Regions from separate parts of the Homo sapiens genome. Here region 2 is linked to region 1. Evidence: chromatin loops called from intact Hi-C (ENCODE). Cell type or tissue: endothelial cell of umbilical vein. All regions are shown on one strand. Each heading gives the region's core, and the rest is flanking DNA. Links, peaks and the distances in the headings are about the cores only.

Region 1 (8,877 bases), core at 350-8,349:
CACAATCTGAGCTCATGGTCCAAAGGAAGGTGGCCAATTCTGATTTTAAAAACCTTCATAAGTTTAGGCTCCACATGATTAGTTTCTACTGTTCCACTTTGGAGACTGACCTAGCTCCTCTCCCCAGCATCTCCTTTAGATTCTGACCACATACGTAGAGTGATTGTTTTTCCAAGAATCCATGCCTCAAGCATGAAGCCTTCTGATGAGATTTATCATCTCCGGAGAGCTCTTTACAGTGGACAAAATGCTTCCCCATGCATGACCATTCAGAGTTTCCCAACCACCCTGCAGGTTGGGCAGGGCAGTTATCAAGGACCTCACTTTACTGCTGAAATGAAATTATGGGGTTAGTTTTGGGGGTATATTGGTCTGTTTCCTCTCTCCCAAAGGAAAACAAAATCCTGTTGGGGATTCAGCTGCAAACGTCTTAAGTTTTGGAGGAAGAAGAGAAAGAGAGGCAAGTCCTTTTTTCCAGAGACAATTAACTCTAGCCCTGGTCAGCAGACAATTGACTGTATTTCTTATAACTTGTTGCCTACTATCAACTTCTAATCCCTGAAGGGTAGAAAGCCCCAATAATCCTTTGCATGTGCACTAGGCACTTCTGTTTACAGTTATTTCATTTTATTCTCTTAACAGCCCAGTGAAGTCTATGCAGTTAGGCTCACTTCCACTTGACAGTTACAGGAATTGAGACCCAGCAGTGTCAAAAAATCTGCCCAAGTTCACATAGATGGTAAATGGTACAGCTCAGCTTAGGCTCATGTCTTCAGAAAATGAGGCCAGGGATCTTTTTAATACTCTATTCCTCTCTGTCTTTGAGCATTACCCAATCCATACCTGGACATTCCGGAGGCAAAAAAGCAGTATATGAAGATGGTCCATTTCCATGGATCAAGGGTATTACAACACAGAAGAGAAGTTAAGAGTGAAGATCTTGTTGTCAGGTTGACCTATGTTTGAGTCATGACTGACCACTTATAGCTGAATAACATTGGGAAAAGCACCTTTTTAAGCCTCTATATTCTCATCTATAAAAGGATGTGATAATTAAGTGAGATGCCCTCCTGCAAATTACTTAGCAGAAATTGCTCAATAGTAACTAATTGCTGTTGTTGTGATTCTTGACAATGCTCCTGATATTAATCACTAAATCTGTTTTAATTAAGGGGTCCTGCATAACATTGTATCACCTTGGTTATTTTCCAAGATGGAGGTGGTATCTCACATGCTTAGGCATCTTCTCTATTTCACCAACTTTCCTATTTGCTTTCCTAAAAGCGGCTATAATGTTGCTTCTTTAGCACACCCTCCATTAAGAGTAGTTTCAGTGTCTGCTGTTGTCAACCTTCTGGGGCTTGAGGATAGAAATCCTGTGAGCGGGTGGTTATCTTATCTTTTCACCCTGCTGGTCATTATTCAGCCAAGCTGAACACATTTTTTTCTTTTCATGTTTTTCCTCACACTCTGTTTAGTCAAGTTTCTAAAGTAGCAAACTTGTCATTGAAGTGACCAGACAGAACACTTAGCATTTTTCTCACATGCACACATTTTCAAAGTACTTTTCCATCTCTCTCCAATGCTCAATGTCTAGAGGGAATGTGGTGTTTTGGAGCATGACATTAAGAGAAGGGAAAATTGAATGTTTTCTGGAATTGCTATATGCCTAATGGAGACTTGGAAAATATCCATTGAGAAAGAGGAGAAACGGAGTTGGAGTGAGAAATTAAGAAACTGTCTCAGCTCAGAAAACTGGATTTCAGGGTCTGAAGAGCTCTAGGTCTCCAGATTCCTAGAATTCTGTTTCCCAAATGGTACTTGTTTGACATTGGACATGGGAGGTGTCAAGAATGTGATGGAAGAATGAGTAATAACGTTTATAAGGTGGATGATGGAAGGGAAGACATGGTTAGACAAACTGTGTAGTAGGGGAAGGATGGAAAAAGGCTTTACTGGACCTCAGAAATTAAATTCCATTTACAAATGTCTATTGAGTTTCCATGGGCAAAGTATGTGATAGGCATTAGGGGGTAAAGAAGTTAAAAAGACGAGTAAGACATTGTTCTTTATCTTAAGAGCTTCACATGACATGGACAAACATTGAGAAATAGTGACCCAGAATCCATCAAGGCCAAATTCATAACCTATAGATTCTCTATCTGTGGAAATTTCTTCTGAGCACTGGTGTTGGGAAGGGGAATAGATTAGCACCCCATTTTTCATGCACAACAAAACAAAACACACCAACACACAAAATTATATAGGAATAGTAATAATTATTATTATTTACTACTAAAAAAACACATACAATCAGATTATGATTTCTTTCCTTCTATGCATTCTCCTTGGACTGTACTGGTATTGCCATGAAGGTGAAATATTGACCTGATTTCTCCTGGATAGCAATGTTTGCAGTTCAATCTGGTAACTACTTAATGTGATGCCCCAAGGCCCTTCTCTTACCTTTAACCCGACCCACCTCCCCGCCTGCAATGACCCACATTGACTGAATCCCTACAACATGCCCAGTCCCATTTGGCACCTGGTAAATGTCAGGTATCATAATACGATGCCAACACTATGCAGAGATGAATAAAACAGTTTCAAGATTTCGCAGTCCAATGGGGAAAGCAGACATGTAAGCAGATATTTATACTGTAGTCTCTGATTTATGAAACTGGGAAGAGCCTCAAAGACTTCAAAGTTCCAATATGTCCTATGCCACATGTTGTTTAATAAAATAACAGCTAATACTTACATGTCATTTAATATGCTCCAGGCACTACTATGTGTGCTTTATATGTATTAACTCATCAAATCTCCACAACACACCAGAGTAGGAACTATTATTACTCCTCTCTCAAAAATGATAAAAACTGAGGCACAAGAAGGTTAAGTCACAGCTAATAAATGATAGAGACAGAAAGTGAACTGAGGAGGTCTAGCTCCATAGTGCATGTCCTTAACCACTATACTATACTGCCTTTCAAATGAGATAATAAAAATTGCTTTTCAATGAAATGGAGGGAATTGTGGCCTCTCTCATCACCTCCGAGTCTCTCTCTGGCTTCTTTATAGCCAGCATTTATTGAGTGTTCTTTATGTGCCACATACTATGCTAAATGCTTTCAACACATCTCATTTAAGTCTCCTTCAACTTGATGAGACAGGTACTAGCATTATCTTCATTTTACAGAGGAGGGAATTGAGAATAAGAGAGATTCAGTAAAATCCAAAGTTGCACAGAGAAGCGAGATGAAACCGGGATTCCAGCCTAGCTTAGTTGGACTCCAAGCCCAAAGCCTTCCTTTGTTTAAAAAACAATTTTTTTAATTTAATTTCTTTCTTTTCTTTTTTCTTTTTCTTTTTTCTTTTTTTTTTTTTTTTTTGAGATGGAGTCTCACTCTGTTGCCCAGGCTGGAGTGCAATGGCACGATCTTGGCTCACTGCAACCTCCGCCTCCCAGGTTCAAGTGATTCTCCGGCCTCAGCCTCCCGAGTAGCTGGGATTACAGGAGCCCGCCACCACACTCGGCTATTTTTTAATACTTTTTGGTAGAGACGGAGTTTCGCCATGTTGGCCAGGCTGGTCTCGAACTCCTGATCTCAAGTGGTCTGCCCCCCTCAGCCTCCCAAAGTGCTGAGCCACTGCACTTGGCCAATTTCTTTCTTTTTTTTTCTAAGACAATGTTGTAGCACCAAAGCCTTCATTTGACCTGATATCTTCTTCCTCTGTAATGGGCTATTTTTGCTGGAATCTCAAGAACAATAGGACAAGTATCTCCAGTTCCCTCTGCCTAAGACCAGACATGCCAAGCCTTCTGCTCTGGGAATGTGTTTGCATCCACCTCTTTCTGAGATGAATCAGATTCCATAAACCACCCTCTACTACCCAGAGTCAATGCTGAGTTACGTGTGCTGGAGGGAAACCGATGGGGCTGTCAGTAGAGGAGCCCCGTGAAGTTCCAAAGGCCCTGATCGACTGGAGGCAGGCTGCTGCTGATGTCAGCTTCTATAGGTACCACTATCCAAAGCCTTATGATTTTCCAAGAAAAGAAATATTCTCAAGAATCTCTAGCCATCTAACATAGTTTTAAAATTGCTACAATTGCCCAAAGGGAAAAATAATTCAGAATCTTTCTTATCTCCAGATGTCCTTGTCAAAGTCCAGGCTAGCATATCTTTAGGATAACCATCATAAAAATGAGAAAAGGAAAAGCATTTAATGTGAAGAAGAAGAACAGGAAGACACAGACAGATGGCGCTCTGGAGGAGCACAGCCCTCCTAAGGAAGCTCTTAGGCTGCTGTGCAACTTCCATTTATCTTCTCAAACTTCCTGGAACATTGGCCGCTGATGTACCTTATCTATCTATTGATGGCCCAGAAGTCATATAAACACTGTCTATCAATGGCTACCGGGACTTGTGTCCAGCAGGTTCAGACACTTGCCATTTGATCTCATTTATCTGCACTTTTTTTTCCTTAATGCTCTGCCATAAAAAAGAGTTAAAAGCTATAATCTCCCCCTTTTTCATGTCTTAAGCAGTTACTCTCCAACAAATATTCAAACTCATTTTCTGAATGTACAGAAAAATCATTTGAGCTGCCATTTACAATTTTAGCTCTTAGGTAAATCAAACAAATTGGAAGCAATTGCTGTAAGAGCTGTACAGGCAAACAAATTCAGCTCCATCTCTCATATGTTTCTGCTTCATGGAATTTAAGCTCCATGCACCATCCGTCATTTCTATTTTATAAAAGACGTGCATGGACCAGAACTTTGCAGCCCATGTTAAACAGGAAATTAACTAACAAGTTCTCTAAATATTCATGGTGCATCTACATATGCAAGGAAATGTGCTACAAATTGACAAGGCATAAATTGGATTCTCTGTCCACCAAGAGATTGAAATATATGTGTACAATAGGTAATATTTCATAATTATAGAACAGGTGCTACAGGAAGTGTGTAATCAATGGAGAGAGTATTCACTTGGTAGGTATTAAAGGTTCTTGAAAGGGCTGGGATGGAGCAGGTCATTGAGAATACAAAAGATTCAGGTAAGTGAGGGGCAGAGATTAGGAAAAGAAGATTATGAATACTGAGGCACTGAAACAAGAAAATATGAAGTGCATTTAGCAGACAGTGGGTAGGCCCATGTGGCCAGAGCAGAAAGGTTGTGGGGGCAAGTAATGAGATATACATCTGTTTGGTGTTGCTCTGAGAACTAACAAAGCCCCTTATCTAAATAGGAGTCCCTTGAGAATAGAATTCATCTAGGTAGGTTTTCTGGGGAAGCCAGTGCCCACCAGTCTCCTGTGGATACTGCTCTTTCTTTCCTAAGGATTGCTTTAGAAGCAAATCCCTGAGAGCTGTGTCAGCTAGGATAACTCTCTCTGCTACTCTCAGGTAACGGCTCCTTCCCCATCAGGCTATCAATGCTTCTCCTGCTGCTTCTGACACCTGAGTCACTGGACTCAACATTGAAGACCTGGCTCATAGGTTTCCTGCCAGCATCCTGCGTGGCTTTAGTGGCCCAAGATAACTTATTATAAATCCTTGGCCCTCAGTTCCTTGACCTTTTCCCTTTTAATAGCCTCAACCTTTACTTTACCCATCCACTCTCAAGTCTACACCCTGAGCATTATCATCACCTAGAACTACTCCTCATCAGAGAAATCAAATTCAAACATTCCATAGCTGAACTTCTTATTTTCTTTACCAAAGCTTCTTCTCCTCCTTTAATCCCTATGTCAGTGGATGGTACCACTATGCATTCTTGCCTGCATTCTGGCTTCCTCTCCAGACTACCCCCATTTCCAATCAGGAACCAGATCCTGTTCTTTTTACCTACTTCTACCTCATGAACACATTTTCTTTTTTTCATTCCCTGCTAAAACTCTCATATATTGGCCACCATCACCTCTGGCCTGGATTCTAGTAACAGTCTCCTAACTTATATTCCTGACCTGATTTGTACCCACTCAACTTCACTCACCCAACACAGCTGAAGTTATCTGTTCAAGTGGCAAACCTCAGTATGCTCTTCCTTCCCTCCAAATTTTGAATGGTAACTCCTCTGTCCTCCAAACTTCTTAGCATGCTGAAAGAGGCCTTTTTCTAGAATGTTGTTACTTGTTCTCTTCCTTGCCCAGTTCCACACATCCTCCCCATCTCAGACACCATCTTCTCTGAGATGCTTTTCCCAACTTCCTTAGACTGATTTGGGGAGCCTCCCACAGCTGGTGTTTGCCTTTGGGATGGCACTTAACATACTAAATACTCAATTGAAATTACTTGTTTATAAGACCACCTCCAGCATGAAGAACAGTTTCCAAACCATAACAGGAGCTCATAAATGCTTATGAAATGAATGAAAAGAGATGCAAGTGAGAAACATTTTGAATATAAGAAGGGGAAGTAAGACAAAGTAAAAGATAAATTTAAGGTTTGCTACTGGGTGAAAGAGGTGGGGATTGTGGAGCAATGGGCAGAGGAAGAACTTCCAGAAGAGAAGAAGCAGGTTTTGAAAATGACACTTTCAAGTTGGGCATGCTGACTTGGAGAATGACTAGATATGAGGGAACAGAGCCAGGAAACACAGATTTGGGACTTAGACACAAAGAAGGTATCTTTGAATCCATCTGTGTAGATGATGTGTTTAATACATATTGTGTGGCTTCATTACACCGTCGAGCCATTGTGACTTCCGTTTGCTGTTTTCATGCAATATGATGCTTGTTTTTTAATTGGCTTCTACCAATTTTCCCCCAAAAGATAATTTCTTTGATCAACACATTGGCTGACTATTGATTCATACATTTCTATTTATTTATAGAGAGAGGAGCAGAGGACCAAGATTTGTATACGCAGGAAATTTTACCAATTATCCAGGTAATTCAGGTATAAATTAGAGAGTTTTTTTCTTAATTTTTGAAATAATTATTTTCATTGTTTCTGATTTTGAAGATCTGCGGGGATGTTTTTCTCCTGTAACTACCCTTTCTGTCTTTTTTTTTAACATATTTTGCTAACTGCAGCCATTAATTACCTCATCACACAATCAAGCCATTGTGACTTTTGTTTGCTGTTTTTATGCAGCCTGATGCTTGTTTTTCAATTGCCTTCTACTGTTTTCCCCGAAAGATAATTTCTTTGATCAACACATTGGCTGACCATTGATTTATGCATGTTTTACCAGAAATATTCTTGCTTGATCTCCCTCCTACCTCCTCTAAGTTGATTTCCCATTAAGGAATACTGTGTTCTGAATTTTATTCTCTTCCCTTCCAAGTGAATAATTATCAGTACTTAAACTATCACGTCATATGCGCATGTCCTCCTGCCTACTAATTAATTTCAGAAGCTCAGTGCCCGTTCACAGATAAAAGAACGGTGCATTGGTACTTCACAGGGGTCACATTTTACCCCTAGAACCCCAAATCAGTCCACATTTTCCTAATCGTGGTATACAGGTTTGATTTAGTAAAGTCACAATTATCTTTCAGAGTTGAAATATAAACATAAAGGCGCTTCATGAATCTAATCATATTCCTTCCTGCCACAGGAAGAACCTTCAGTCTTTTGGAAAAACTTGTATATATATAGTGGTTCTTATTCCAAATAAGTTAAATATAGTGAATTCCTGATTCATATAGAAGTATTACAATATTTCCTTGATGAATTTGTATAGCTGGAAGCAGATCTGCCATGAAATGTGAAACCGCATCCCACTTGTGTGAGCTGCCCTGGTCAAATGTGTAAATCTCTAAGTGTAGCAAAATCTCCCTTTGCTCTAGGAAGTAGTTCTTAGCTTTTTGGGGGATCACAAACTGCTTCGATAATTCAGGTGCTTCTTACCAGAAAAATGCACATACTCACACACAATATTTTGTATATAATTTCAGGGGGTTCAAAGATCTTTGAAAACCTAGCCATCAATCCTCTAAAGGTCCATGGAGTGCCAGTTGACAACCCCTGGACTAAGAGCTAAAGATCAATTATTGATGGATGAGGGATTTCATAAACCTCAGAATGTGAGGAAAACAGCTGCAACGATAATGTGCACTGCTGGGCAGCAGCTACAACTCGCAGCAGGAGATGCACGGCTTGTATATAGTCAAGCCCAGCATGGCACTGAGTGGGCTGCCATCTTCCTTTCTGCAGGACATCACGTTTTCTACTCATTTTATTATGGGATTTAATTTTATGGCAGCAGAGCTCTGATTTTATAATGGAAACCAACACAAAATAGCTCCTTTTTTAATAACAAAAATTTGTCTTACAATCATTTCAGCTAAAACAAACTCGGCTTTTAGCAGGAGGGAGAATGGGAAAGGAGGAAGCTCCTGTGTTAAAAGAGCTGCTCTCTTTGCCTCTTCTCCCTTCCTTCCTACAAACCCTGGCTCTTCACTTTCTTTAATATCGTATACCCCCTTGACTCCTACTCTCTTTTATTAGGTCTCATTTCATTTTCTTGAAGCTGGTACTTGAATATCCTATATCAGTTTCAATCTTTCAATGTCTACTATTGATCTCATTTCATATTGCTTTGCAGATATCTGGTGTCGGAGCCACGCACCCCTCCCTTGAATCCTAACAGGGAAGCTTGGTGCTTTTGATCATTTGAATCACCATCTTTTACGTTCTATTTTAACTTGAGGCAACATAATCTCCCTCTTTCAATACTTACTTCAAACTTAGCTGATCTTTGATTTTTCGAAGTCATGTTTAGAAGTGTGACCTGCAGGATATGCCAGCCTGATAACTACAATTACAAACTGGATTATTTTGCTCATCTCACCATCATCCTCACAATTGCATTTATTACTATTTTAAATGTACATGAAAGCTCATTAGTTACTGAGACAATT
Region 2 (8,877 bases), core at 234-8,233, 320 kb after region 1:
GTTCCTGCTTGTCCCTGGCTCCCACTGGCTCCATGGAGCAAGGCACTGCCCGGGGCCCAGCCCTGCCTCCTCCCCACACTCTCCCTGCAGTGGCAGCAGGCAAGAGAGGCAATGCAGGGCCAGGGTCTGGAGCAACAGAGGCTCCGGACCTGGGGATGGGTCCTGCCTGGCCATGTGAGGGTGGGGGACACACAGTTGGCTGCCTCAGGGACGCAAGGCATAGGGGACCCACCACTGCCATTGCTGCTCCCGCAGCCACTCCTGCTGTCACTGCCCACGCCTCCCCGCTGCAGCCAGTGTGATGGCACTGCCATGAATTCCCCCTCTGAAGAGGAACATCTAACTGCTGTTAAGATAGGGACGATGACTGCTCTTAACTGCTTCATGCTGACAGAGGGTGTTAATTTGTGGAAAACAGGAGATTTTCTCTCAGGATCCTATCTAAGGGTCAGCTTCATGCTGATTGGTGTTGTTTTGGGGAAAACAGCAGATTTCCTCTCAGGGTCCTACCTAAGGGTCCCCAGTAAAAGGGAGCCATCATCCGAGGCTCCATTTCCATGACCATTTGGAGTTTGACAGCCCACCCCTTTTATTTCTTTTGAGCTGCAGTCAGAGATCACTGGTTGGTTCACCCCTACAATTGTCAAAAGCTGCAAAAAAGAGAAAAGTTTCCTTGACTCTGAAATACAAAACAAATGAGCAGCAATGTTCCAAGCAAAAAGTCAAAAAGGATTATTTCAGTCTTCCATTAGTTCAGATCACTCAGTCAACTCCTGTTCACAATCTCCAAAGTTATCAGAAACCTGTACTCAAGGACTATAATCCATCTTTTGAAGAGGATCAAAACAAGACAACAATTGTCTGTGAATGCCAAAATATCCTAAGGTCGTTTCATTCAAAAACACAAATGACTAAGAAATTTGGTAACCTCTGTGGATTACAATAACCCAATACGATAACCCTAATTATGATTGACAGCATATACTCAGACATTTGGATTTTTGAAGTCCCATACAATTTTGGAACATACACAAGTATTATTCACCAAAATATAACCTGAAGAAGACTAAACCCTATCTTTATCTTGACAATCCCTTTACAAATTTTTGTTAAAGAGTAGAACAGTGCCTTTAGAAACCCTTGTGGTTTTATTCCCAAGTTCACTTTATAAAAAAAAACAAACAATACCCTTTTGAATTTAGTATTCCCACACAGAATTTTGTTTTTAAGATTAACCTTTACAAATCTTCCACAACTTGTTTAAACATTTAGCTTTATCTTACCTAATTTAAAACAATCATTTAACCCCCTAAACTAGGCAAAAATGTATATTCCCATGCCTTCTTATACTTTTACTAAAGACACGTTTTACATTCTTTACACACCTTGCATGTAAATCTATCCTCAGTAGTCTCAATTACATGTTATAATGGTAACTGTTAGCAATTCTTAATTTTGATGAAAAATCTGGTAAGTTATTTTAATTATTTACTTAGATGCTGATAAGGTCTATTTCTAACATAGCTAGGGGTGTGGCATATGTTCCCCAGCCTTACCAAACTGTAAAGCAGGCAAGTTGAAGAATTTTCAAAAGCCAAAGAAGCAGTTTATGACTTTTGAAAAGTCCGTAAATTATGAAAAATTAAGCTTCAAAATTCGAGTGCTCTTTTTAGAAACACCAGCATGACTTATATATAACACTTATGGGACATCCTCTTGTAAATATCTAGGAAAGTGGACTCACTTAACTTGGGATGCTGATAAGCAGCAACAGCCAAAACAGGGATCCTCTGAAATGTATAAAATAATTCATTTGCAAGCACAAGAGGGAAAAAAAAAGCTGGTTTTAGAACCGTACAAACTGAATGAGAGACCTACTTTATAATTGTCTTGGTTAAAATCTGATAATAAGAGATTTGAAAAGATTATTTTTTAGAGTTCTCTGGTCAGAAGTCAGCTTACTTAGGGCTGGGCATGGCAGCTCACACACCTGTAATCCTAGCACTTTGGGAGGCCAAGGAGAGAGGATCACTTCAGGCCAGGAGTTTGAGACCAGCCTGGGCAATGTATTTTTTTTTAATAAAAGAAAAAAAGCTTAATTAAAAGTAATATTTAGGCTATCTTTTGTGGGGGGGAAAGGACTTTCTGCTTTTTTCCTCTCTTGGATCCTGGTTCTTGGCTTTTTTTTTTTTTTTCAGTCAATTGAGACCCCTTTTTAAATATGTTTGATACCTTGAGTCTTCTGTTTGTTTCCAATCTTGCTGGCATAATTTTTGCTGAGAAAAATATAAAACTTCACTGGCCTTTTACAAAATTTAAAATCTCCAGGCTCTTGCTCTGTTGCCCAGGCTGGAGTGCAGTGGCACAGCTCACTGCAGCCTCAATCGCCCAGGCTCAAGTGATTCTCCCACCTCAGCCTCCCAAATAGCTCGGACTACAGGAGCACACCACCACACCCAGCTAATGTTTTTCTTTTCTTTTTTTATGTAGAGACAGGGTCTTGCTATTTTGCCCAGGCTGGTCTCAAACTCCTAGCTCAAGTGAACCTACCACCTCCGCCTCCCAAACAGTTAGGCTTACAAGCATGAGCCACTGTTCCTGGCTAAACTTGTTCTATTTCTTTCCACTCTGCTCTTCCTTCCTTTTGTTATTTTGATACCACAGGAAGAAATCTAAAGGAGACTTCTAACGACTCAGACCCCTCAAGGAACGCTGAAAAAACACACCATTCACTCCCTTTTTGGGGTATTCTGTCTTCTTGTGGAGTCTGAAAAGTCATGGACAGGTTCCTCTCAGGTCTAAAACTCTGCTCTCTTCCATACTGCATTACTTGTTGGCTTTTGAGAGTACCAGAGATTACTTTGTACTGTGAAAGAGACCTTTGTGTATGTTATGGCTGGTAAGTCACTGACAAGAGCTACAGTATTGGAGGTGACTAACAGCAGTTGTTTATGGTGAATGGTTATTACTATAGGCAGCTACTCATTTTATTTTATTTTTTAAACATTTAGGTAAGAAAGGTGTGGCTTAATGTCTTTGTAGTGAGGTGCGCTGTGGAGGTTTGTGTGGCCTGGTATCATGGCATTTTGCTCTTTGTGGAGACCCAAGATTCACGTAAAAGTGGTTTCCTTGATTTTTAAAGATCCAGATGCACTGCCCTGCAAATCTGCCTGGTTTTTAGACACTTAATATCAGGCCCTGAGGCAGTCCTCACTGGGACAACAGGTGGTGCACCTGTAGTCCCAGGGAGGCTGAAGTGGGAGGATCACTTGGGTCCAGGAGCTCAAGACCAGCCTGGGTAACATAATGAAAGCCTGCTTTAAAAAAAAAAAAAGAAAGAAATTTTTAAAATATATATCTATTAGGCCCTGGAAACTGCAAATACTTTCCTGGTCCCATTCATGAAAGGGCTCCACTTTGAAGTCAGTAATCTAATCAAGAAACGAACTAAGTATCTAACAAGATTATAGTCTCCAAAATACAACTTTCTAGCACTTAGCTGGCTACTTTGAAACTCTATGTAAAATAAATTTACTTCTATAAAGGAAATCTCCATTTGTAAGGACATGCCCCTATACCCAAGCAGCTAGAAATTTTTACAATGGGAAAGACACTGGCTTAAAGTTGACATAACAAACCTTACCTATGTTTAAAGATACTTTTCCTGGCAATCTTATCTTGACTGATTCTTTTTGTTTCAGCAAATAATGGTATATAGATATAAGTTCTATGCCTCTAGGGGTATCAATTTTCACCTAAGAGTAATGTTTGCAATTTAGGGTTACCTAGCTAAACAACTGTTTAGGGCAATGGAATAAGTAATCAAGGAACTGGTAGTCTAAACAGGGAGAGATTATCTGCAAACTGGCAAATGAAGAATCTTATAAAGCTATAAGATCTGTTTCTGTCACTGTGTCTGTATGTCTCTATGTTTATGTGTCATGTGTATGTGATACTTCACTACCAAAATACATGAAAACATTCTAATGAATTTGTCAGAGGCGTTTAAACCAGAGCAACTCCATCTTGAATAGGAGCTAGGTAAAATAAGGTTGCTGGGCTGCATTCCCAGTAAGTTAAGGGATTCTTAGTCATGGCGTGAAAAAGAAGTTTGGCACGAGATACAGGTCATGAAAAACTTGCTGATAAAACAGGCTGCTGTAAAGAAGCTGGCCAAAAGCCACCAAGATGGTGATGAGAGTGACCTCTGGTGGTCCTCACTGCTACACTCCCACCAGCGCCAAGACAGTTTACAAATGCCATGGCAATGTCAGGAAATTACCCTATATGGTCTAAAAAGGGGAGGCATAAATAATCCACCCCTTGTTTAGCATATAATCAACAAATAGCCATAAAAATGGGCAACCAGCAGCTCTCAGGGCTGCTCTGCCTATGGATTAGACATTCTTTTATTTGTTTACTTTCTTAATAAACTTGTTTTCACTTTATGGACTGCCTCAAATTCTTTCTTGCGTGAGATCCAAGAACCCTCTCTTCGGGTCTGGATCAGGACCCCTTTCCAGTAACAAAATGGCTTTAAAGGTAAGCACTTAAATCAAGTATTTTATCAGAAATATAGAAAGTAACTCAAATGCCTTTTAGTTCACATTACAAAAATAAGACTACTTTGTTGGTTTAATGAAAATGGCTGTTTCTTCTGATCAGCAAAATATGCATGTATGTAACGTCAGGGTTTCTTTCACAAGCTGTGGAAACTATTAACAAAGAAATAACTTGAGGCCAGGCATGGTAGCTAACATCCATAAGGCCAGGAGCTCAAGACCAGCCTAAGCAACTGGCAAGATCCTGTCTCTACAAAAATGAAAAATTAAAAAAAAAAATTAGCAGGGCATGGTGGTGCACTACTGTAGGCCTGGAGTGAGCCATAATAGCACCACTCTACTCCAGCCTAGGTGACCGGGCAAGACCCTGTCTTAAAGACAAACACAAAAAAATAAGTAACTTGGGATGACGGCCAGCTTTGTTTAATGATCTATACAAGTCTAACTTTTAAAAATGAATAAATTAAATGAATATAAATGGTATAAAAGTGTATAAGCAAGTTTTTCATAATTTTAAGAATCTTTTTCAGAAACTTAAAATCATGTTATGCTAAATTAAGTAACAGATAATTATAAAATGTCTGAGTCATTTACATGGTATAGAAAAGCTAAATATATTTAGATCTGTTAACAAACAGATTGAGAAGGTTATCTTTCTAGAAATTATGAAATGGTTCTATCTACAAATACTGGTATAAAACTGTTCAAAATTACCTTACTTCCTAGGTTCTTCACTGGAAATTAGGGTTACTAAGAGTTAAAGTTACCGTCAATATATACAATTAAAACTACTGAACACAAGAGAAACAATTCTAAATACAGTGCATATAAAGAAAGTAAGATGTGAAGAAAGTTGACAATAGAGATCACTTTTCTTTACATGGTAACTTTGTGTGGACAAAATAAGGAGGAAAGAAATGTAAATTAAATAAGGAGGGCCAGGTATAGCGGTTCACGCCTGTAATTCCAGCACTTTGGGAGGCTGAAGTGGGTGGATTGCTTGAGTACAGGAGTTCAAGAACAACCTGGGCAACATGGCAAAACCCCATCTCTACAAAAAATACAAAAAATTATCTGGGTGTGGTGGTGTGTGCCTGTAGTCCCAGCTATTCAGGAGGCTAAAGTGAGAGGATCATCAAAGCCCAGGAGGATGAGGCTGCAGTAAGCTGTAATCACACCACTGCACTTCAAGTTGTGTGACAGGGTGAGACCCTGTCAGTCAATCAATCAATCAAATCAATCAATGATAGGAAAGAAGGAAATGTAAATTTCTGTCTTAAGGTAGAATGCCAATATCAGAAAGTCAGTATAGGACAAAACTAAAGATTTAAACAGGTTGTAGAATGTCTACGGAAAAAAATAAATGAATGAATGAATGATAATGGGGAAATAAATGTATAATAAATTTCTGTCCTAAGGTAGAATGCCAATATCAAAAAGGAAGTATAGGACAAAACTGAAGGTTTGAACAGGTTGTATTAGGTTGGTGCAAAAGTAATGGCAAAAACTGCAATTACTTTTGCACCAACCTAATAGAAGTTTTGTGGAACATGAATCTTATGAATTTTGTGAGTGATCAAGTTGGCTAAAATTAGAAGGGGATTATTTCACTTTTTAAAAAACTGAGCATCAAAATCAAAATTGAGCATTAATATCAAAAGCACACTGATGCAAGGCCAGACTCAAAATAATGGGTTTTGGGGGCCACTGATCTGCTCTTTAATAGATTAAAAAAGGGTTATGGGAATCTTGTGTGTTCAAAGCTGATTGAGATTAGATGGATTTGTTTATTAAAGTTAGCTTTAGCATTAACAACATACTGATGCAAAGGTAGAATATGGTTCTCTCTTTTAAACAATATTTTCATATACTAAGAGATAATAAAAGACTTGTTCACCTTTTGAGTAATCTACAAAAATAAAAAGAGAAAAAGATGTGTTGGTCTTGTGCTGTCTTTATTAGGTCTTTTGATTGTTTGGGAAACCAAGTCTCCTTTCTATTCAAGAGTAAAGGTCTTTGCTTTCAATTATCACCTTGACTTAATTAATGACTATTATTTATTGTGTCTTGTGATCCTGTTTAGATTAAGTGTTTTCAACCTGCATTATTTGACATGCTTTCCAAAACTAAATTTCAAATTCTAACTTTAACCCTTTTCCAAAAGGAACCCCTGGAAGTCCAACAGATACGTATTAGGCTTATATGTTAAAATCATATTGTTATAGTAGGTAGCCAGTCAGGCATAAGCAGGGCAGGAGGGGGCCTACCACCACACACACACACCAGGAACGTCAGGTTACCTTTGCAGAATAACACACCCAACAACTACAAAATAAACTTTATATTTAAAATGCTTATGAAACTGCCTTTCCAAAAATTGTAACTGAGAAAATTATGATGGTGAAAGAGATCTGACCTAACTGACTCCATCTTGCTTCTAATCTCCAATTGTCCTTGTTCATTCCTGGGTGTAGGCCAAACTAACTTTGGGAGGAACTTAGCTTACAGTTTAACTTTGAAACAAAGATAACAGCCCTTTGCTGAAATAAACCCCCTTCTTGCTTGGGGACTATACTGCCGTTGCAGGACTAACAAATTAGCCACAAGATTAGAAATTATGATTTAGGAGTCATGCAGCTGGAGGCTGCAAGATTCTGAACTTCCCCGAATTGCTCCAGGGGATAACATCGCGATTGTAAAACCTAAGATCAGTGCTTCTGATATTTTGCAGACCCTGCACTCAATGGATCAGGCAGCACCACTTAGATCTATAAACTAACTCATCTAGTCTTTGTAGTGCCCACCCAAGAAACAACACAGCACAAGAGGACAGCTTCAACTCCCCATGATTTCTTCTCTGACCTGACCAATCAGTGATCCCCACTTTCCAACCCCCCACCTGACAAATTATCCTTAAAAACCCTGATCCCTGAGTTTTCAGGGAGACTGATAATAAAACTCCAGTCTCCTGTACAGCTAGCGCTGTGTGAATGAAACTCTTTCTCTATTGCAATTCCCTTGCCTTGATAAATTGGCTCAGTCTAGGCAGCGAGCAAGAAGAACCCATTGGGTGATTACACCTGCACTTCATTGAATGTGAATCATGCCTCAAAAAAGTTGAGATGAACCTGGTGATTATGTACAAAAATGCAAGCATTTTAAACATTTATTAATGACTCCTACTTATTAGGTTGGTGCAAAAGTAATTGCAGTTTTTGCTATAAAAAATGGCAAAAACCGGCCAGGTGCGGTGGCTCACACCTGTACTCCTAGCACTTTGGGAGGCCGAGGCAGGTGGATCATGAAGTCAGAAGATCACAACCATCCTGACTAACATGGTGAAACCATGTCTCTACTAAAAATACAAAAAATTAGCCAGGCATAGTGGCAGGCGCCTGTAGTCCCAGCTACTTGGGAGGCTGAGGCAGGAGAATGGCGTGATCTCCTGGGAGGCGGAGCTTGCAGTGAGCCGAGATTGTGCCACTGCACTCCAGCCTGGGCAACAGAGCGAGACTCCGTCTCAAAAAAAAAAAAAAAAATGGCAAAAACCACAATTACTTCTGCACCAACTTAGTCAATAATAAAAGGCTAAAGTTTCTCAAAGCACCAATTTTGTGTTAATTAAGCAAAAAAAAAATTTGTTATAGTATCCTCCTTACAGTAGACTTTTTCTACTATTTCCTATGCAAATATGATAAAATGATTTTTAAATAAATTCTAAGTATATCCCCAAGATAAAATCAAAGTAAAAAAAAAAACATAGAAGATGAAGTTTAAACTCAAAATCACCATAATCTACCTTTCTAGCCATCTTTGGACATTCTCTACTTTGCATTATACAGTAAACAAAATTTAATATTTGCTATCGCTTTTCACCCTATCATCCCCGCCCACAGCTACTGCTTATCTCCGTGACTTTGGATGTCTTCTTCCCTTTGCCTGAAAACATGAAATTACTTGTTTAATTGTCTCATTACCCTATTGCAATATTCGTTCCTAGAAGACAATGTAATTAGCTTATATTCATTTTTGTACCTCCTGTGCCAATATAGTACCTAGTACATACACAAAGCCCAACTGGTGTCAATTGACTATTATTGGAATTGAAAATTACACCTAGGTCAGGAATTTCTAACATTTCCAGTTCTAGGGAAATCTCACAAGGTTAAAAATGTTTCTGGGAGCTTCTAACAGGTTTTTTTTTTTTTTGGAGGAGGGGGAAGGACTATTGCAGTAATAGGGTTTTTTTATAAACTAAGGCATAAAAGGAGGGAAAAAGAGAAACAGAAGCCCCATATCCCTGAAATTACTGACA

Evidence for each region. Peaks named below come from ENCODE experiments on the same cell type or tissue, not always from the same donor. Only the 100,000 strongest peaks of a DNase experiment are listed, where the experiment ranks them.
Region 2: it touches region 1 in a loop (2.7-fold over the local background); 1 of 110 quality-filtered maps calls a loop at or near these places.

What each region holds. Positions count from the first base shown.
Region 1 is chr14:70,083,028-70,091,904 of GRCh38, forward strand. All of the region lies in intron 2 of SLC8A3 (solute carrier family 8 member A3), which reads right to left. Among named protein-coding and RNA genes, the nearest start is that of SLC8A3, 100 kb to the right of the region's middle. In endothelial cell of umbilical vein, for the core only: a CTCF peak has its summit at 4,228; no DNase peak of the experiment used is centred there.
Region 2 is chr14:70,399,346-70,408,222 of GRCh38, forward strand. The region is part of intron 1 of SYNJ2BP-COX16 (SYNJ2BP-COX16 readthrough); the gene reads right to left. The region is part of intron 1 of SYNJ2BP (synaptojanin 2 binding protein); the gene reads right to left. Among named protein-coding and RNA genes, the nearest start is that of SYNJ2BP, 13 kb to the right of the region's middle. RefSeq lists an enhancer at 1-516. In endothelial cell of umbilical vein, for the core only: no CTCF peak of the experiment used is centred there; a DNase peak (open chromatin) is centred at 4,136.